2 separate regions of the Homo sapiens genome follow, and region 1 is linked to region 2. Evidence: chromatin loops called from intact Hi-C (ENCODE). Cell type or tissue: heart left ventricle. All regions are shown on one strand. Links, peaks and the distances in the headings refer to the core of each region. The heading gives the core; the rest is flanking DNA. Region 1 holds the start of LOC124901470 (a long non-coding RNA gene). Region 2 holds the start of LOC102724357 (a long non-coding RNA gene).

Region 1 (10,870 bases), core at 1,201-9,200, 150 kb after region 2:
GGATGGATGGATGAGTAGGTGGGTGGATGAGATGGATGGATGGATGGATGAGATGGATGTATTGATAGGTGGATGGATGGATGGATGAGTAGGTAGGTGAGTGGATGAGATGAATGGATGGATGGGATAGATGAGTGAGTGGGGGTGAATGAAATGGTTGGGTGGATGTGTGGGTGGATGGATGGATGAAATGGATGAGTGGGTGGGTGGGTGGATGGATTAGATGGATAGGTGGATGGGTGGGTGGATGGATGGATGGATGAGATAGTTGGGTGGATGGGTGGTTGGATGGATGAGATGGGTGGGTGTGTGGGTGGGTGGATGGATGGATGGTTGGGTGAATGGATGAGATGGGTGGATGAATGGATGGATGGATGGGTGGATGGATGAGATATATGGGTGGGTGGATGAATGATATGGATGGATGGGAGGAAATGAGATGCCTTGAAAGACATCCTAACATAAGGAGAAGAAAACCTCCACAGAAGCAAGCAGATAAATCAACCCCAACAGGGTTTTGCCCTGTTGGCCAGGCTGGTCTCGAACTCCTGACCTCAGGGGATCCACCCGCCTTGGCCTCCCAAAGGGCTAGGATTACAGGCATGAGCCACTGCCCCCAGCCAAACACATGATTTTCAATGTGTGATTCTTGAGAAGCATCCTGAGCCTTATTTACTGCATCTGTGGAAGGGTAATGCGCATTTGAAGGCATGGAATTAGAGCAGATGGAATTCAAGTTATCTTCCAGGTCTATAATATTTTGATTCAAATATACCTGTAGCGAGATAACTATAGAGAAACTCCTTCCTTCCTTCTTTCCTTCCTGCCTGCCTGCCATTGCTAATGCAAGGGTACCAATCTAAAATGGCGTCAGGAGCCTGGAAGTGGAGGAAATCTAGGAAACTCTAGGCTATGGCACAATGAGGATGGGTGGGACCTGTAAATAATTGGAAAGTGTTCTACCAGAGGCATCCAAATGCAATTAAAAACAAAACAATCCAAGCTGACCAAATGAAATGGCTGCTTGGAATGTGCAGGGGGCTCATGTGTGGTATTGTGCATTAGGTTTATTGCCCTGATGTACAGCTTTTGTAAGTGGAAGAGCGCACTGTGTACCCCTTTCCCTTTCTGGGTGCCACATGCCTTCCCCACTAACCTGAAGTGCTCACACTCACCTCTGCATTCGTACTTGAGGTCTGAGAAATAGACCATTTCTTGAGAGAAGACAAATAGACCCAGCCGCCCGCCAGCGTAGGTTTGGTCATAGATAGGTCCTGAGTCTGCCATGACCTGTTTTCCTTCATGCACTAAGACTCTAAAAATGGTGTTTAAAAAGAAGAAGAGGAAAGAAAGACAACATGAACTCTGTGAAGCATTCACCAGTGATGGAAGGTTGGCTCCGGACACAAGCTGTGGATACTCCGCCCAGGGCTTCAGTGCCCCAGGGGGCATTGCTGGCTTTCTCCTTTGGAGCTCCAGCCACCCCTGGTGCAGCACTGATCCAGGGCACGCCTTCCTTCTTGCAACCACACTATTGTCACAATCTGTGAGTTCACTTACAGTCACCCAGGCAAGGGCTTTAGAGGAGACTCTACCTTTGGTGGGGTGAGGAGGAAGCTTCCCACTTCCTGGGAAGATGCACCGGACTCTCCCTACTTCACCTTGTGCTAAAACCATGAGCTCACCGGCTCTCCTCCCCACTGTGGAAGCTGCGTGGGAGCAGGACTGGATACACCAAGCCCCCGACAGGAGGATGGGGCATCAATATGAATAAACAGGAGGCCCCCTAGGGAAACGTTCCAGCGAGGCCACGAGCCTGCACTTCACCCACACAGATCTGCCCTCTATTGCCAGGGACTCACACACTCCTGGCATCTGTGCAGAGTCCAGCCTGATCTTGGTGCTTATTAACTTTGAAAAAACAAAAACACCTTGATTTTAAATTGACCACATTTTGTTTGAATAAAAATCAATTATAAATACTGTTAAGCCAAGGGAAAAGATTCTGTTGGGCTAACTGTGTCAAAACTTCATACAACCGTGTTTTAAATTCAGCCATTTATATCAGGTACAAATCTAGTCTCCAATAAAGCACATGCTAATTCTGCAAAGATGCAGTTATTTTAATTGCAGGTGTTCTCCCCTGCCTGGGGTATTCATTAGGAGAAAATATGGTTATCATCCCAAAACAAAGCAGATTGTATATTCTCCTTTTCAACCATTTTTTAAAAATACTTAATATTTAGTAGAGATGCAGGATAGAAAAGAGAAAGCAGTTAATGACGAAGAATCCAGAGTAAAACAAAAAGTTAGAATTCACTTGAGCTTATTTGTCTATTAATGTTCAAATGTGCCGTCCGATGGGAAGCCCCTTGGAAGAAATGCAGCTGTGCTGACCTGCCCTCACCTGATGTAGCCAGTCTTGGGCCTGTGAGTCAGGTGCCACCTATAGGCCGTGTAGTCCTTCCAGCCAATGTTCCTGGGGTCGTGCCATAAGGTTCGCACCTGAGAGAGAACATAGCACTCTTGAGTGCCATGGGCACCCGGAGCCTTAACCACAGCTCTGTAACACCAAGCAGGAAGCAAAAACATGACTTTGCAAGTTCATGCTTAAGGCTCATGGTGCTCCATATCTCTCTGATGTGTTTATCATCCAAATCTCTACTGTGGATTGAAGCCCATGGACAGAGTGTGGCTCAGGGCTGAGAGCCAAGGCACCTGACCCTCAGATTCCTGGATTGAAGAGCCCAGGCACCTGATCCTCAGATTCCTGGGTTCATGTCTGGATCTTCTCTTTCCTTGATATGGGATGTTGGGCAAAATTCTTGAAGTTTTGATATTCAATTCTCCCTAGCTTCAATTTTTAAAATATTTTTTTCATATTATATCTTTGATCATTATGTCCTATGCTCACTCCCTATCTCCAGAAGAGGGTAAAAGAGGTTTAATTTGTAAAAGGATTAGCAACTGTATTTAACTGGTAATTATCAACTGTGTTGAGTTGTAACCCCAGGCACAGTGTCTATAATAAAGTAAGATTATTAAAATAACTGTGCCTGGAGTTAAAATTAATAAAGACAAAAGTGGGGTCTCTGGACTGGGCTAGTCCTGCTGAAACACTCTGCAGCCACAGTGGTGCAGAGGAGATGTGTGGGCCTGGCCAGCCAACCTCACCTGCCCCGGCGTGTTCCCCGTGTGCCACAGCGCGTTCCTCAGGTGCTCGCCCGTCCCCGTGGTGGAGTTCACCACCTTGAGGGACACGCCGGAGTAGCCATAGGCCCGCGTGGGCTGGTCCTCCCAGTAGGTCTGCGTCACCTGCTTCCACATCACCACATAGAAGCGGCTGCTTGACTGGTAACCAAAGACGAAGCCGGCATAGTCGTCGTCCCGGTCAGTGTTTACGTAGAATGTGCCACTGAAGTCCACAGACCCAAACTCGTCAAAACCTGGATGCAACGCCATAAGGTTTCGTTAGAAACACCTTTCAGGTGGCCGGGAGTAGTGACTCATGCCTGTAATCCCAGCACTTTGAGAGGCCGAGGTGGGCAGATCACCTGAGGTCAAGAGTTCGAGACTGGTCTGACCAATATGGTGAAACCTTGTCTCTACTAAAAATGCAAAAATTAGCCGGGCATGGTGGTGGGTACCTGTAATCCCAGCTACTCAGGAGGCTGAGGCAGGAGAATCACTTGAACCGGGGAAAAAAGGTTGCAGTGAACTGAGATTGTACCACTATACTCCAGCCTGGGGGACAAGAGCAAGACTCCATCTCAAAAAAAAAAAAAGAAAAAAAAGAAAAAAAAAAGAAACAGGTTTCAGGCAATCCCCAGCTTGGCCCTGTGACCATCTGACAGTGGATGCCCAGCAGGCAGGGCGGGCTCCCCTCATCATCCCGATGGGCTCTTTTACCATGAGATTAGTGGAATTGAAGGTATTTCTTTTAGATCCAACTTACAAGAGTTCTGAGAGGATTATGAGGTCCCATTTCATAGACCAAGTCTATAAAATAAAATGGTTTACTGAAATTTCAGAGACTTCAGAGCGGCAGGTGCATGTACCTGTCAAGGTTATTTAGGCAGACAGTTTCACAGACCATGGAAGGATGGGGGCTTCCAGAAAGACCACATGGCATCCCACCTGCATGATCTTAAAGTGCAGTCTGCATCTTCTGTGGGCGCCTCCCCCGGAGAAATGCTGGCACCACCGCCGTGTCTCAGAGACTCACCTACAGCGATGCCGGGGTCCGAGTTGGCTGTCTGAACCAGCTCCTTGCCTTGATGGCGAATGACCCAGTTGGGATCAATTTGGGTGGTCCCTTTGGGATCCAAGGGGACCATCTGGAAGTTCCTGAAGTCTGTCTCACTGATGGCATTGTTTTCAGGACACACATCATCAATATCTGGGATGTTGTCATTGTCAAAATCATCTTTACAAATATCACCCCGTCCATCACCTATGCACAAAGAACAAGCAAAAACAAAAACAAAAACAAAGAAGCAAAGTCGGTGGTCGGTGGTTTGCCATTTGCTTTTCCGTGTCTGAGAAACATGAGTGCATCTTTCCCAGAACATCTAAGACTGAGTGCTTTGCAGTGTTTTGTGGATTCGTGCTCAACAATCTCCAAAACATTTGACTTCACAGGAACCTCAACTCTTTTCACAAAATTTTTGTGATAAATACACAGCAAAGGCCAGCACAGCAAATTCACATAAAGCCATTTCTCACCGTGTTCCAAACTCAATGCTGCAGGTATAAAACCTGAATGGCTGTCAAGTAATATCAACCTGCATTTCCAGCTTTGTGTTTGGATAGTTTTCTGAATGTCTGTTATTACTTTTCTTAGTCATCCTTGCCTTTTATAGTCTATTTGGCATTAAAGCGGAACTCACACTAAAATGGTTTTTCCTAGGGAGACATGGACTTCCGCTGTTTAGTGGGTCCTTGTCAAGTTTTCAGCGGGGTTGTGGCATGGTGGGGAGTGGGGATGAGGTGGGCCTGGTGCAAACAGGGGGACCACGAATTTGCCACATGTGTCCAGTCTATCAGTCTACGGCGATGACGATAACCTGACAGGCAGATTGCAATGTACTGAATTAGCTATCACGTGGCCTGCCGTTTTGGAGGAAAGGCAAGTTGGATTGAATATCTCATCATATTCTTCAACTAGTTTCCGTTCTGTTCAAGAACATACTCCAGCTACCACGTGGCAGGCACATAGTTGGTATCAGGGCATTCTGAAATGCTGAAATGCTGCTCTGCCTATCAGCTTCTCTCTGTCCCAGTCCCTCCCTGGGGAAAGGCTGCATGGGGAGCAAGCCCCTGCATGCCCGAACACGGAGTCCAGATGAGGCTTGCTGTGCTCACTCCATCCCTTCATGCTGCTCGGGGAGAACACAGGAGCTGCCCTTCTGATCCCAGCATCTCCCACGTACTTCTGAGTCATGCTGTCTCAGATGCCCCTCAAGTCCTTATCTCCCTCTGTCAAGGACGTGGCTTCCAAAGAGAGCCTGTGTCAGCCAGGCCCCACTCCAAGTGAGGGCCACTTTCTCACAGCCTCCCCGGAAGCCCCAGAGCACAGCTGTGCCCTTGTTTATTACTCAGGGACGCTGACTTAGAGGACTGCAGCCCATCCAGCTCCTTCCTTGGGCCCCCGTGGCTATGGGCCACCTATTCATGCTCACTGCTGAGCAAAGCAGCTCTTCCTCTCATGCTTCACACTCGTGCCACTTTTGTTGGCTTTGCTTTCAAAAAAATCCTCCTTGTCCCCTGCCTGGCCCCATACACCAAATTCCCAATTCATCCTACGTTCGTAACCCGCATTCTTTCTAGGAGATCGTCAACAATCTGGAAGTTATATGGAGGCAGGGATTTCTCCTCCTCCCGACGTGCACACACACTTGAGGCAGCACACCTGTTGAAGGGCACACACACAGCCAAGAATGTGTTGAGTGTCAGGGGAGAAGAAACTCATATTGCATGGACCCACAGCTTTAAGAGGCCCAAAGTCATTGCCCTTTTTCCAGCAGCAGATTTAAGATGATCTCCGTGCATACATATCTCTGCCCTGGCGGGTTGCTCAGAAGCCATTTTCCTCCACGCCCATGAGCTGAGAGAGCACCCACCGTCCAAGTCCTCCTGGTCTGGGTTGAACACAAGCCGGCAGTTGTCCCTGTCATCGGGGACGCCATCGTTGTCATCATCAGGGTCACAGGCGTCGCCCTGGCCGTCTCTGTCATGGTCAGCCTGGTTGGCGTTGGAGATGTAGGGGCAGTTGTCCTGGTTGTTCTGGTGGCCGTCGTCATCTATGTCCTCGTTGTTGTCACACTGGTCCCCAACAAGGTCATTGTCCACGTCGGTCTAGGGGATGGGGCGTGAGAGAAACAGCAGAGGACTGCCAGTTTGAGGAGGTGGAGAGGAACCAGCAGGACGCAAGCCTGAGAGCCGGCCTCCTCGTCCTGCAGCACAAGCCCCAGGGCCACGCAGGGGCGGCTGGCCCGAGGTCACACTGACCCTGACGTCAGGACAAGCACTGGGGCCAGGCCTCTCGGTCCAGGAATCTCTCCACCCTCTGCCACCTCTCCACAGTAATTCACTTCACTAAAGGAAGATGTGCTTCTTCGCTGGAAAAGCATGAACTACCAGGTAATTATGTCTCTTTTTTACACCATTTGCGCCATTTACACCATTTACATCATAGGATAATATATCCTATGAGCTGCATCAAGATAACTGTCCTCCCTTGTCTCTTTCAAACGCAAACCTGGAAATGAAGCCAATTCCTATGTTGGCATCAGGAAAATGGGGAGAGAATTCTGTGAAGACACAACCTCGCTCCAGCTGATGAGGTGAAGGCGTCTATTCATTTGGCCTGTGGCCACTGAGATACAAGAATAGTGCTGAGATTTGAGTTGAATAAATGTTTTCAATTGAAATCATTGAAAACTCCATGTTATCCTGTCTTTGTGGAGCTCATGGAAAACTCCCAAGGCCCCATGGAGGGGACTGATGAGGACCTGAGACCCGCCTGCCCATGGCTGCCCTCATCTGGTCAGGGTTGTGCACCAGGGGCAGTTGTCACAGTGATCCCCCACACCGCCACCGTCCCCGCGTCCCTCTGATGAGGACCTCCAACCCCGCCTGTCTGCGGCTGCCCTCACCTGGTCAGGGTTGTGCACCAGGGGGCAGTTGTCACAGTGATCCCCCACACCGTCACCATCCGTGTCCCTCTGGTCAGTGTTGTAGACGTAGGGACAATTGTCTCGTTCATTGAAGACATCTGTAAGTGTTTAAAGGGGGAAGAAAACAAAAACAAACCAGAAGGACAGGTGAGTTTAGAAAAAGCACATTGTTTTTCCTATCACACGAAATTGCTTACAGCCACACTTCTATTTAATTATAATAAAAAGACGCCTAAGAATATAGTAAAATATAAAGACTATTAGATTTTAGAAGAACATATGACATATTTCATTACAGTTCAAATACCTTTCATTTGAAATAGAACCAACTTTTGGAGATTTCTGGGTAATGTTGCAGGAGGGGTAGTTGAATGTGCTGTCGCCGTGTAAATCTGAGCTTGCTAAATTGCTTATTTCTCCCTAATACCCACTTGGAAAGTATGTGTTGAGTTCCCAGGAGTTTATCATCCATGCACATGAGTAGGAAAAAAACAATGGCAGAGAGTGGCAGGGTTTTTAGATGTCATATCTTATCTTAAGAAATCTGAAAGTGATGAGTTGCATTGATACTGAAGTTACAAAAATATAAACTAGCACTGAACTAAACAATACCATCAGTGACAGTGTCACAAATGACAGAGCAAAATGTTACACGGCAGCGAGTCCACAGGAAGAGCCAGAACTGAGCTGAGACGCTCGCCTTGCTTTGGTCAGGTGAGGTCTGGAGAAGGGAAGTAAGGAACACCTAAAAAATAAAAATGGAAGGGACTGGAGCTTGAGATCTGCATCCAGCACATCACAGACGCCATCCTGGATGGGGAGCCGAGGAGCCCCCTGGCCACCACGAGCCCTCAGACAGCAACCCACCACATTCCCAGAGAACGAGAGGAGGGTGGAGGCAGAAATCAGTGGAAAAGATCAGACTGAGAAACCCGCTGTGAGACAGAACAGCAGGTTGGGGTGGCTCAGAAAGGGGGTGGCTGGCGCCGGGCTGGGAAGAGGACCCCACGAGGCGAAGTGTGGAGGAGCTGGGGCCGAGCTCCAGCGTGGAGGCGAGCCTGCCCCCAGCTCTTGCTGGTTCTACAGAAGCACTCGCCTGGTCTCCAGGCACCCCAAGAGAAGGGATGACCATGCGGTGACAGTGGCACTGGGTTGCAGAGCTCGCTTACCAAGGCCAGCGAACTCTCCGGATAAAGCAGCAACCGGGATCAGTGGCAGAGGTAACCACAATACACCCACGTTATTCTAACTCCTAGAAGCTCAGTTTGATGAAAACATGAAATGGCTTCTTGGAATTTTTGAATGAAGGGTGAACATTAGAAAAGATGCCATGAAGAAGCACGAGGCCCAGGACTGCAAGGCTGGGGTCAGAGAGAGGAGGATACCAAATGCATAGCTTTCTCTAGGGCGGTCCTGTGGCTGGTGTCCCCTGACCTTCAGGAAAAGGCAAGGCAGAATAAGCATGGGTCCCTATGGGAATAACTGAATGAATCATTTAATCTTATAGTAGTGTAAAAATGAAAGGAGCTTATCAAAATTCAGAATAAAACATGAAACTTGCCAATGCCTCCAATTGCGACCCTTAAAATGCATGCATTGGGCCGGGCGCGGTGGCTCACGCCTGTAATCCCAGCACTTTGGGAGGCCAAGGCAGGCGGATCATTTGAGGTCAGGAGCTTGAGACCAGCCTGGCCAACATGGTGAAACCTCGTCTCTACTTAAAATACAAAATTAGCTAGGCGTGGTGGTGTGCACCTGTGATCCCAGCTACTCAGGAGGCTGAAGCAGGAGACTCACTTGAACCCAAAAGGTGGAGATCGCAGTGAGCCAAGATGGTGCTACTGCCCTGGGCAACAATAGTGAAACTCCATCTCAAAAAAAAAAAAAAAGTGCACGCATGGGAAGGAGCAGAAGCACCCACCGTCCCCATCAATGTCCACGGAGCAGGCGTCACCCTCTCCATTGTTGTCTGTGTCGATCTGGGCAGGGTTGTGCACGTAAGGGCAGTTGTCACAGCGGTCCCCAACCTCATCCTTGTCATAGTCAGCCTGGCGGGGATTGAAGAGGAGCTGGCAGTTGTCCTGGAAAACCAAGAAAGGGAAGACTTTAACGAAGATCATAGGAATGTGTGTCGGGCCGTTTAGCACTTATAAGTTATGTACTCAAGGTTGATGAAAATCAATATAGAAATCAAACAAACACAAAAGCCAGTTAGGGCTGGACGGTGGCTCACACCTTTAATCACAGCTGGGCACTGTGGCTCACACCTGTAATCCCAGCACTTCAAAAAGCCAGTCAGGGCAGGGCACGGAGGCTCACACCTTTAATCCCAGCACTATGGGAGGCTGAGGCGGGCGGATCACCTGAGGTCAGGAGTTCAAGACCAGGGCCGGGCGCAGTGGCTCACACCTTTAATCCCAGTGCTTTAAAAAGCCAGTTAGGCCCGGGCACAGTGGCTCACACCATTAATCCCAGCACTTTGGGAGGCCAAGGCAGGCGGGTCACCTGAGGTCAGGAGTTCGAGACCAGCCTGGCCAACATGGTGAAACCCCATCTCTCCTAAAAATACAAAAATGAGCCGGGCGTGGTGGTGTGCGCCTGTAATGCCAGTTACTCAGGAGACTGAGGCAAGAGAATCGCTTGAACCCAGAAGATGGAGATTGCAGTGAGCCAAGATCATGCCATTGCACTCAAGCCTGAGCGACCAAAAAAAAAAAAAAAAAGAGTTAGCCCTCGCCAAACACTTTTTCCATATCAAATCATTTTATCATTATTTATGCATCTGTCTTTTGTTGAAAATTTGTAGATTGCTAAGGCAAAAATGGTATATCATACACTTCATGGTGAGGAGAGATATGTAAATATCAAATAAATGAATGGATTAGTGAGTCAATGTCTCCCATCAAAGTCAGATGTAAAAAAGCAGTGAGTAAAATCTTGATCTATTCTTGCTAGAGCTGTTTTGTGTACAAATACATTAAACCATTTGTGTTTGCAGCAATTTTCTTAGAAAAATGGTAATATTTTAAATGTTGCCATAAAGGCAAGTCTATCACTCATGGTGGTGTCAGCCTTGCCCATCACTGGCTCCTCAGCAGAAGGAGAGGAGGTCTTCTATTTTTTTGCAGTTAAAATAGAAAAAATTATTCAAAACATTTCCGGCAGCACACCCTGGGCAGCCCCATGCACTGAGGTAAAATCCGCTTTTGCAAAGGACTGTCTTTATAGTGACCTTTGGGAACTGCCTATGCACAAACGCTTGCAGGACAATGGCAGTTACGTTGACAAGGGCTGTTTGGTATAAAGTGGCCTCCTGTGGACCTCGCTGCTCCTGGAACCCAGGGCAGGTGCGCGGCACAAGCTGCTCCTACCTTCTCATCGGTCACACCGTCATTGTCATCGTCATCATCACAGGCATCGCCAATCCCGTCCTTGTCAAAGTCTTCCTGCCCAGAATTTGGCAGATGGGGGCAGTTATCCTGCAATTGGAGAAGGAAGAATACTTGGAAAAACATTTAGGAAAGCGCCTCTTTCAGGAATGCAGGTGAAATGAAACCAGCATGGCGCCGAGGAAGGAAGCGTGCCCCATCAGTCCTCGATCTCAAGCGGGAGCTGAGAGAGGAGCCAGGAGGCCAGAAGCGCATGAATTTCTTCTCAACTCCTGCCCTGGAAATTATGTCACCACTACTCAC
Region 2 (10,870 bases), core at 1,553-9,552:
TCTCTGAATTTGATTTGGGGCGCTGGCGACACACGCCTTGATGACGGGAACGTTTTGGTAGAATGTGAAGAAGGCAGCGCATTGCGCGTTTCCCAGCTGGGCTGTGCCTCTGATTTGCGGGTGTCGCCTGTGGACCCACAGGCCTCCAGCCTGGCGCTCCCTAGAACTCGTCCTCAGAGCAGCCGCCCGAGGCCGTTTCCACCCAGTCCCCTCTACTCCAGGCCTTCTCACGAGCATCAGACCTGCTCCCGTTCTGTTCCTCCCCCGCCTGCTCCCACCCTTTCTTCCCTTCATTTTTCAGGTATTACGTTCAAATCCGTCTCCGCGGTTTCTAACTCCAGCTTGACATCTGTTTCCCAGAGGATGCTGACAAACAGGATATGAATTCAATAATGTCCATTTTTCTAAGCTAAATTCTCTGTTTTGATGATTATTCCCCTGAATTTTATATAAGGTGATAAACAGTAAAAAACTGTTTACTTTCCAGACACTGTGATTAGATACATTGTATGTCATTAAGGTTTAGCAATTTTTCCATTTCAAACGCTTACATATGATATTACTATAAAATCTTTGGTTACCTTAATTCTTGAAGAAATATTCAGTAGCCTGGAATCACGTATTTACCAATTTGAAGAGCTGTTGAGTAACGTTAACCATAGAAAAGTCGATGTGGGGCCAACATGCACAGAACCTCGGGGTCTCACCAAAGAATTGGAGTGGAGTGAAGACAGTTAGTGAAGAAAGAAAGAAAGAAAGAGAGAAAGAGAGAAAGAGAGAAAGAGAGAAAGAGAGAAAGAGAGAAAGAGAGAGAGAGAGAGAGAGAGAGAAAGAAAGAAAAGAAAGAAAGAAAGAAAGAAAGAGAAAAGAAAGAAAAAGAGAGCCCAAGGTTTAGCGTGAACTTAACTTGGGTTTCATTGTTCAACGTCTGGTAGAAAAATGTTCCAAACATGTATTCCTTTACTGTTTAAAAAGGGGTGCAACTCATTTTAACAAATATAATTTCTATGGCAACGTCTTGATTACCCACCCTAACATTTAAACTCTAAAATTGCCTTATTGTTTAAGACGAAGAATATGAAATGACTCACCTTATTTAATAATATTATTGATTCTGCATGTTGACTTCAAAGAATATTTGATCATGTTTTTGGAAAAGAGAACTCAAGATACTTTGGGACAGAATTTTTATTTCTTTTTTATGCATCTTTATTCTTGGCTGAACTCAGAACCTTAAAAATAATACTTATATGCCTGTGGTTACCCTTTATGCAGTATTTTTTTTAATATAAATCAACTTTAGCCCACTCGTTACCCCCCTCCAAAATTCGTTTCCACTTGACTTTTCCAAGTCATCCTTTCCAAAGTGGCCACTTTCCCCGCTCACACCTTTCTAAATTGTGGTTCCATTATTTAAACTGGGTAATGTTTTCTTAGCTAAAGACTCATTTGTGCAAAATACATTTACCAAAAATAAGTTCTTAAGAAAGCAAAAAGGCTTCAACTCACACTTTTTCCAGGATGTCTATAATTTTTTTAGGGTCTATCAATTTTACAACTAATATATTTTACTCCATAATCTCTTCCAGATATTTTTCATTAAACTTTTACTCACAGTGATTCCATGTCAATTTCTGTTTTCAAAACTTCATGTGAAATTCATAATTCTCTCGCATACAACCCAACACAATGCAGGGTGAATTGCAAAAGCAAATTTCCTTTTGACTTGTTTTGGTTAGTGTTATAGCTTCTCAAATGCTGAAATAACAGTTGAAGTATCTCTCCATTCTGGTATTTTCAGTAAAATGAGCATTTATTAGTCAGGAAGTCTCCTAGATAGTCACATCTTCTGATGCCGATGTAGTAAGAAAATTTTATGTTTGCATTATCTGGATCTAAGATGTGTAATGGAAGAAAAAAATTCGTATTTAAAGCAGTGCTTATTTTATCAGTATTTCCATCATCTCAAAGTTTTGGTTTAATACTAGGCACCTAGAAAACGCTTTAAGATGACCTTTCACATTTTTGTATCTTCCCTGATCACATGGCGTAAAAGGCATAACTGGCACAGGAAGAGAGCAGACGTGGGGCCTGGTCAGTGCTGATTATCAGCAAGTGCAATGTTATTAGGACATGGCCAGTCTAAGACGAAGAAACTGGTTGATATTTATTCAATAACTTTTATTTGGGTATGTGCTGTGTGCGTGGCTCCCTTGCAAGTCCTTGTCTCCTAATATGGAGTTTAAGGCAGTAACATTTCATTTTAAAATGTAGAATGAATTTCTAGTATAAAATTTAACCATGGAATGCCATCAAATATATGCACCCCCCCCCCCCCCCCCACACACACACACACAGGAGTGGTTACGGATCGAATCTCTGCACTGTTCCGGTGTCAGGACAAAGTGGGACACAGCATGAAGCCTGTGCGCTTAATTGCCATCTGCTTCATAAATGAACGAACAAAGGAATCTATGAGCGTGTTAGCAAAAGTATTTTTCCAAGTGATGTTAATGTGGCATCTGTTGCCAACAAATATTTTGCATATGATACAATCTATGCAATCACAATGGGAGGGATCAAGAGGAGCCAATCACAATGGGAGGGATCAAGAGGAGCCAATCACAATGGGAGGGATCAAGAGGAGCCAATCACAATGGGAGGGATCAAGAGGAGCCAATCACAATGGGAGGGATCAAGAGGAGCCAATCACAATGGGTGGGATCAAGAGGAGCCAATCACAATGAGAGGGATAAAGAGGAGCCAATCACAATGGGCGGGATAAAGAGAAGCAGACATGGAGCCCTGCAAACTTGGCCTAAACATTGCTCTCGGTGTTCTAGCATCATAATGTGACTTTTCTTTTTAACCACAGTTTGTTGTTAATTTATAAAGTTACACTAACTTCCACCTCCGATACAGAGCTTCTAAAAGAATCAAAGTATAAAATATATGTGGTTGTAAAAAAGTGCCTTGTAAATTCTAAAGCACTAGAGAGTAAGTCATATTCTCTCTCTCTCTTTTTTTTTTATGACTGCTAGAGGTCTTCGTTGGTACCGAGTTGCTATTGCTCTGAAATCTTTCAATGGAGTATGTTAAAACATACATTAGAATATAGAAATATAAAAACATACATTAGAATATAGAAATACAGAAACAGATTCCTTTGCTCAATTTGGTTCACATATGAGATTTCTGTTCTTTCATTAAAAGCTCATTTCCTACACAAAATTAACATAATTACTTATATTTTTATCCTACAATGATATTCTGAATTGATTTTGCAAAATACTTAAGACCTGTCTTCTACCTTGGTAAGTAAAAAAAAAAAAAGTTTGTATTGTTTCAGCATAATCTGTAGGTATCTACGCAAAACCTACTCACGAGGCTAACTTCAGAAGGCTCATTTTCACCTCCCTATAAATCTGATTTCCTTTGTCCACTGACTCAGGCAGTTCCAACCCCCATTTTATAAGACACTTTCACCAAAGAACCAAAATGTCAGACCAAGTAAACAGCACCACGGATCACTTGCTTGTCATAAACGCAGCCAAAATGGCATTGCTGCTACAATGGCTATTTAAATCTGCTGTTTTTCTTCCCTAGATAAATCTAGAAAAATCACCATGTTCTTTGAGGGAAGCTGAGAGGGAAAACCAAAAAAGTACAAAACCAGATTCAGAAGAGAAAGGAAAGATTATCTTGAGTGAGGTTGTCCTCCAAAGACAACTCTTGGCAGAGGCTGGTGGTACGGGGAGACGTCAAAGCCTCCATGTTCAGGCGTCCAGGGTCCCAGCCTCTAAAACGGCTTCTGCCATCCATGGCCGCCAGACATTATTTTTGACTAAATTCCATACTTTTTTATCTGAATTGGCTTTTGCACATGAGACAGGCAAAGGGTTTAAAAATAGTTACACCATAGTCCATTGACTTCTCATTTTTATCACTTACACGGATAAGTCATTTTTAAAAATCAAGGGTATCTTTTTGATGTGCACCTAGCATTTGCGTGAGGGTGGTGTGTTAACACTGGAAAATAGGGCTAATTCAGACTTCCTTGTTACCGGGCCCCAGTTTTTAAGTGATCTGGAAGTCCTGAGTGGATTGTGTATCCACTGAGCTACTGCCCATTGTCTGGTAGTTCTCAGAGGACCGTGCAGAAACTGATAGGAAGTGAAATACTATTTGTGTTCGCTTGTGTAGGTGAATACATCTCCAGGATGAGGCCACCCATTTTGGCTTCCACTAACCCGGAGGAACCTGGAGCAAGGAAACCAAAGGAAGTATTCAGGAAGCTTCAGATTTGACTGCTGGCATTATAGGCAAGAATTACACACACATGACTTACTGTTCACTATTGGTGAGAACTCGTGTTCTCATTTCGGGCAATGTTTAGAATGAAGCTCCATTAAACATGCTTGCTCCGAGGAATATCCTTAGAACGGCCATGCTTCTTATTGTGATTGTTATGTTATTTTAAGGTAATTCTTGCCTTTTGGCTGGTTGATTGCATTCTTTAGTTTGAGGCTATGCTTCTGACCTCATTACTCCAATGTCCATCTGCGTCAGCGTCACCTTGACAACAAGAGCAGGGGATGCGTCTTGCATGAGTGGGTGGCCAAAGAGACAAACCTCTGGCTTTCTGGGAGCTCCTAGCGTTCTCCTTGAAACCCTTAACACATATGTGTTTTCTCTGCTCTACATTAGATCTCTAGACTTATCCTACAAAGCTGAAACTGTACTGTTTGACCTACAACCTCCCATTTCCCAGGTGTTCATTCCTGCTCCTTACACTGGTAATTTGCCAAGAGAGTAAATTTTAGGTTACCTTACTGTGATGGTTAATACTGAGTGTCAACTTGATTGGATTGAAGGATACAAAGTATTGATCCTGGGTTTGTCTGTGAGGGTGTTGCCAAGGGAGATCCACATTTGAGTCAGTTGTCTGGGAAAGGCAGACCCACCCTTAATCTGAGTGGGCACCATCTAATCAGCTGCCAGTGAATATAAAGCAGGCAGAAAAACTTGAAACGAGAGGCTGGCCTAGCCTCCCAGCCTACATCTTTCTCCTGTGCTGGATGCTTCTTGCCCTTGAACATCAGAATCCAAATTCTTCATTTTTGGAACTTGGCCTGGCTCTCCTTGCTCCTCAGCCTGCAGACCGCCTATTGTGGGACCCTGTGATTGGGTGAGTTAATACTTAATAAACTCCTCTTTTACATATACATCTATTGCATTAGCTCTGTACCTCTAGAGAACCCTGACTGATACACTTACCATGCCCGCACACACACAGCAACTGTGTGAAATGATGTCCGCATTAATTGGCTTGACTGTAGTCCTTGCTTCCCTATGAGTGTGCATGACCAGATCACTGGATCCAAACAGCGTGTCACACACCTTAAATACATGCAATACAGTAAATTAAAACTATGACGTTCCCATGTGTTCTTAGCATGATGAAAAAGAAATGCCAGATTCACAGTGTGTTTTCTGGGGAGAGCAAAGAGGGGAAATTTATGTGCCAAACTGGAGTCCCTTAAAAGAAAATGAATTTCAGATATTTCAGCCTGCTCTCACCAGGAGGGGTTCTCTGCTAATAATTGTGAAGGAACGCGATAGTCAGAGGCACAGAGGGCCTGAGTGCAGCTTTAATAACTTTGGACAGGACCTGGGTCCTGAGCGTGAGTCACGCTGAGGTCGCTGTGAACGGCTGAGCCCTGGGCTGTGAGTCAGCCCCTCGAGGCGCATGATACAGCTTCAGGCTCCACCAACAGTAGGTGCTTAGAGACTCATGGGCTGCTGGGTTATGACCGAATGAATCAGCCTGAGGGAGAAGATGGTTTTACGACAGAAAGTGGGACTGTGGTGCCAATTTTCTGTTTGAGTTTTGTGTGTCTACACAGTTTGACAAAAATGGCATTTTATTTAAGCATTGTGCACATTTCTTAGAGAATCCGAGGTGACCTATCTTGAGAAAAGGAATTCAAGCTGGACCGACCACAGACCTCGTGCTAAGCATTGGAATCATTGCCCTGCCAGATAGCATTTCAACATCTATTTCCATCCTTCTTCACAATATTACTTTTAACTGATGTCAAAATAAACAAGCCTAGGAATATCCAAGCAATTTGTTCTCAGAGCGCCTGGTGTCCAGTTCAGTGCCTGGACTGAGTCAATAGCACTGTGAGTGATAACATTCTTTATACTGTTAACCAAAAAAAAAGATAGGTTCCATGATTTTTTGTGCCCCACGTATTAATACATGGTTGTAGCAATTATTTTCATGCACAAGGACTGTGCACCTACCTGTGTTTTTGATTCTGCATTAAGGAACCATTCATATCAAATGTTATAAACCAGGGAGCTGGGTTTATAGTTAACATACACACATGCACACAAAATAACTGTCAACATTTAAGCAAGTTGCTTACAGATTAAAACTATGTTGACAATAATCGCAAATAGAGTACTATTGACACCTCAGAAGGACTTCTGTTGCCCTCCTCACCCTCCCTCCCTTCCTTCCAGAAGGTGACCCCTAATCTGAGGGCCAACGCTGCAAAGCGGCTCTGTCTGTTTCAAAGCTGAGCACACGTGGTGTCACGTGACACATGGTCTTTTGCGTCTGACCCCTTCTAGTCTGCATGATGTTTGTGGCATTCATCCATGTCCTATGCAGTAGAGAAGATGCCATTCCTGTAAAGTAACTCATTGTAAAAAGAGACACCGTTACTTATTGATACATGCTACTGCTGATAGACATTTGATGTGTTCTCAGTTTGAGGTCATAATGAATAAGACTTCTGTGAACATACTTGATATGGCTTGGCTCTGTGTCCCCACCCAAATCTCATCTCAAATTGTGATCCCCATGTATCGAGGGTGGGACCTGGTAGGAGGTGATTGGATCGTGGGTGCGGTTTCCCCCAGGCTGTTGTGATAGTGAGGAAGTCTCATGAGAGCTGATGGTTTAAAGGTGGCGCTCCTCACTTGGTTCTTGGTTCTCTCTCTCTCCTGCTGCCTTGTGACGAAGGTATTTGCTTCTCCTTCACCTTCCTCCATGATTGTAAGTTTCCTGAGGCCTCCCCAGCCATGCTGAACTGTGAGTCAATTAAACCTCTTTCCTCTATAAATGACCCAGTTTCAGGCAGTTCCTTACAGCAGTGTGAAAATGGATGAATACAACACCGTGTGCTTCCTTGGTGCTCATATGCACGTTTATGATGTCTGATGTCGCGGCAATGAATATGTCTTCACAGGACGCCAGCTGCAACCATCTGCAATCCACTGCTGCCTTAGTGTGAAGGCTGCACTGCCTGGGAGCTGTTCCTCAGCAACATTCACGTGGATAGGAAGGCTTAGCGGAGCCCGTCCTTGGGGAGGCGCTGGGCTTCTCTGACCGCTGGCTTTGGCCTTGGGGCTCTGCAGCAGCAGTGGCAGTCTCTCAGTCTACAAAGAGGTCCAAGATGCATCCTCCCAGCCTCCTTTCTCTCTGTCCTCCTCTGGGGTAGAACTCGAGTCCCAGCCTGGCCACTCTCCCACATTGTTTCCCTTGCACAGGCATTCCTCCTTGTAAAATCCTCACCCAGTTAATGTCAGTGTGGCCTCTGCTCCCCGGAGCCCCGGACCACCCAGGGTCCTGCCCAGATCCTCTTAGATTCCATGCACAGCGTGCGTCTGTGGGTTTGCTGCTTGGGGTCCACACCACAGACCTCATGAGAGTATCCAGAGGCTGTGGAACAGGGTGTCCCATCGGGAGGGAGGAGTGCTTAGGAATCCAAAGCCCCAGATGAGTCTGTGGCCTGGGAGTGACCGGGCAAAAGCCCCTTGCACTCGCCTCAAGGCAGGACATATCCCGAGACGCAGTTTCTACTTCAGTGCCCTTTGACAGATCCGGCTGAGGCTGGGACTTCACCTGAAATCCAAGGTTTGAAGAGAATGGCAGGAGTTTGAAGTTGTTCCTGAGAATTAGGGAGCGAATTTTGACCAGGGAATCACAGCTAGGGAGAGGCCAGAGCTAAGGACCCACTTGGCGCTGTAACTGGGGGCATCCCGAGAGCCGCACTCACCCGAATTGAACCAAACGCATCAGGACCACAGTGTGTCTACATTTCAAAAGTACCTTATTCTTATTGACACAGCAGATTTGTACACAAGAATAAACAATATGAACCAACACTTTATGGTTTTTATTTAAAAGTGTGCCTTTGAGAAGTGATGAAAAAGCAGAATTTTCTGGAGAAAAACTTGGGAATCAGATGATGAAATCACTTTCCAAAATATGACTTTACATTAGAATGTCTGCTAGAGAAGCCTGGAATCTGGATAAGACCAACAACAGGAGGCTGCAGCTCCTACACCAGCCCCACCCTGATGTTCTGGGTGGCCTGGAGCAAGGAATGGGATTCCTGGGTTTCCTGACTCCACATCCTGAGAGGCTGCACCAGCCCCAGAGCAGCCCAGTTGAACGGACGGAGCAGCAGGGCTGGGGTCAAGTGGAATGCTCCCAACCCCTGCTAGGAATGCTGACCATCACCATGGGTCTTCATAAATACCCTGTGGCTATAGAAGTATTTGGGAATTCACCAAGATATCCCAGCTGCCTCTCCTACAGAATTCTTCATCTTGACCCTAGATAATTACTGCATTGCAAATTCAGAAAACTATGTGACCAGCTTCATGCCAGAGAGCCACTCGGGGCTGTGAAAGAGTTTAGCCATGACACACAGTGCATTGCAGGAGAACGGCCTTCTCTGTGTAATGAGACCCCTACGGCTGCAAACCTCGGTGCTTTCATTACAGTTCCATCTTAGCAAAATTATTTCACTCCTTGAAGCCTCAGTTCCCATATGTGTAAAATGGGGAAATAGCTCAACCTCCCAGGAGCACAGGCAGGTATTCCAAAGACATGGACAATTACTAGTGTAAACTGGGATCCATTTCTTGAAAGTAAGCATTTTGATAAGAGAGAAAAATAAAGTATATTTTTAAAGGCCAAAATAGTTTGTTTTGTTTTGTTTTGTTTCTTTGAGATGGAGTCTCACTCTGTCACCCAGGCTGGATGGAGTGCAGTGGCACGATCTCGGCTCACTGCAACCTCCACCTCCCGGGTTCAAGCAATTCTCCTGTCTCAACCTCTCGAGTAGCTGGGACTACAGGTGCACACCACCACCCCCAGCTAATTTTCATATTTTCAGTAGAGACAAGGTTTCACCTTATTGGTCAGGCTGGTATCGAACTCCTGACCTTAGGTGATCCCCCCCGCCTCTGCCTCCCAAGGTGCTGGGATTACAGGTGTGAGCCACTGTGCCCGGCCAAGATTTTTAAAAGTCTATGTGATGATATTGGCAGATCACATAACATACCATTAAGTATAGTTTGCTGAAAAAAAAAAATGCTTTGGAATCTGATACACGTTAGTTGCAATTCCTGTCTGTCACTCATGGACATATACATCTTCATCAAATAAATGTTTATTGCTTTCCTACCAAGCTTTTGCCCCAAATTCTTAATACATACAATTGAATTCCTTTCCTAAAATGGATATCATGATTCCCACTCTGAGGACTAACTGTGATTAGAAATGAATGGCCCTGACCGGAGCGTCTTACAGAATGTTGGCCTCACAGGGACCCCCTGGCTTCTTTTTATCATATCCCTCTAGTCCCCTGGAACTGCTGTAAATAAGCCATGTGGATTTATCATTTCTGCTTGAGGGAAAGTTTGTCTTGGCATATTTGGAAAAAATAAACAAACTAAAGATATTGGGCAGCTTGAGAATAAGCCAGGGGCTGCCCTATGCTACAAGTCTTCAGAAATGAGTCGGGATGATACTTCAACCCCACTTGGATCAAAGACTTGGAAATGAGGAAAGGAAAATCATACCTAAGGTCACTTCCGAAGGTCAGAGGATATCTGAAGGCATGTGAGGATGTGAGGAAGGCTCTGGATTTACTGTTTCCGGCTAACGCTATTCAGAAGTGTTAATGAAATAGTCACTAAAGCTTCTCATGTGCTTCCCATGTGTTTACTTGTGTGTAAGGACCATACAGTTTGATAAGACAGTATTTGTGCACAAAGAAACAATCTAAGAACATACATTTAGCTGCTAAGATGTATGACATAAACTTTGTCTACTTTGACAGCCAGAAAAAAAATGGAAACTCAGTGAGGGCTGAGGCATTCTTGCACAGCGGGAATGAGCGTTGTTTTGGAGGAGCCATGGACACACTGCTTAGTTTTCGTTTTCAGCATGTGGCCAACAGCTCAGGCAAGGAGAAGAGAAGTTGCAGGCTCCCTTCTTGGCTGTGGCAGCTAACGCGGGAGGAGTTGCATTGGGTCGTGGACACGTGGCCTGCTTCTCTTCCACTGAAAAACTGCACAGATGCAGAGAAATTCTGCAAAGCTCATTCGGAAAACATTTCACAACAACGGAATGACACGACCAAGCTGCACACGATCTTTAGTTCTTAATACAAAGATCGGAAAGAAAATAAATCAGAAAGGATATTACATCACATTACATTTTCTGGTGAAGCAGTTTAGCCATGTCTCTTACTGAGGTCTGAACCACCACAGGACATGAACGCAGGGGAGCGACTGAGGAGCGTGGAGGTCAGTTCCTCTGGGGTGTGGAGGACGTGACGGCGTTTACTTGAGGTAAACCTCGCAAGGGGGAGAAGTTTGCTCAAAAAGTCTTTAAATAACAAATGAGGGAGATTCTATTTTATTCCATAAGCAATGGATAGGCAGCCAAGTTTTCTTGAGAAAAAATAGACACAATTTGAGCAATTCTAGCATATGGTTAGAAATTTATGTCTGGCACAAAATTACGTTTGCAAGTTTATAGCCCCTAGCATTAGTTTTT

The links. Peaks named below come from ENCODE experiments on the same cell type or tissue, not always from the same donor. Only the 100,000 strongest peaks of a DNase experiment are listed, where the experiment ranks them.
Region 1: it touches region 2 in a loop (1.9-fold over the local background); 5 of 110 quality-filtered maps call a loop at or near these places.

What each region holds. Positions count from the first base shown.
Region 1 is chr6:169,219,023-169,229,892 of GRCh38, forward strand. It overlaps THBS2 (thrombospondin 2), which reads right to left. Exons shown (of 22, transcript NM_003247.5): 14 at 10,550-10,657; 15 at 9,100-9,259; 16 at 7,158-7,276; 17 at 6,123-6,357; 18 at 4,226-4,453; 19 at 3,175-3,446; 20 at 2,408-2,505; 21 at 1,176-1,315. The region is part of intron 2 of THBS2-AS1 (THBS2 antisense RNA 1); the gene reads left to right. LOC124901470 (a long non-coding RNA gene) reads left to right here and starts at 6,329. Exons shown (of 2, transcript XR_007059889.1): 1 at 6,329-6,642; 2 at 6,773-6,932. RefSeq lists an enhancer at 5,011-6,210. In heart left ventricle, for the core only: no CTCF peak of the experiment used is centred there; no DNase peak of the experiment used is centred there; H3K27ac peaks cover 1,642 bases.
Region 2 is chr6:169,064,986-169,075,855 of GRCh38, forward strand. It overlaps LOC102724357 (a long non-coding RNA gene), which reads left to right and starts at 2,801. Exons shown (of 2, transcript NR_134619.1): 1 at 2,801-2,997; 2 at 4,204-4,439. It overlaps LOC124901469 (a long non-coding RNA gene), which reads left to right and starts at 10,435. Exons shown (of 2, transcript XR_007059888.1): 1 at 10,435-10,662. RefSeq lists an enhancer at 4,829-6,028. In heart left ventricle, for the core only: no CTCF peak of the experiment used is centred there; DNase peaks (open chromatin) are centred at 5,726 and 7,347; H3K27ac peaks cover 1,845 bases.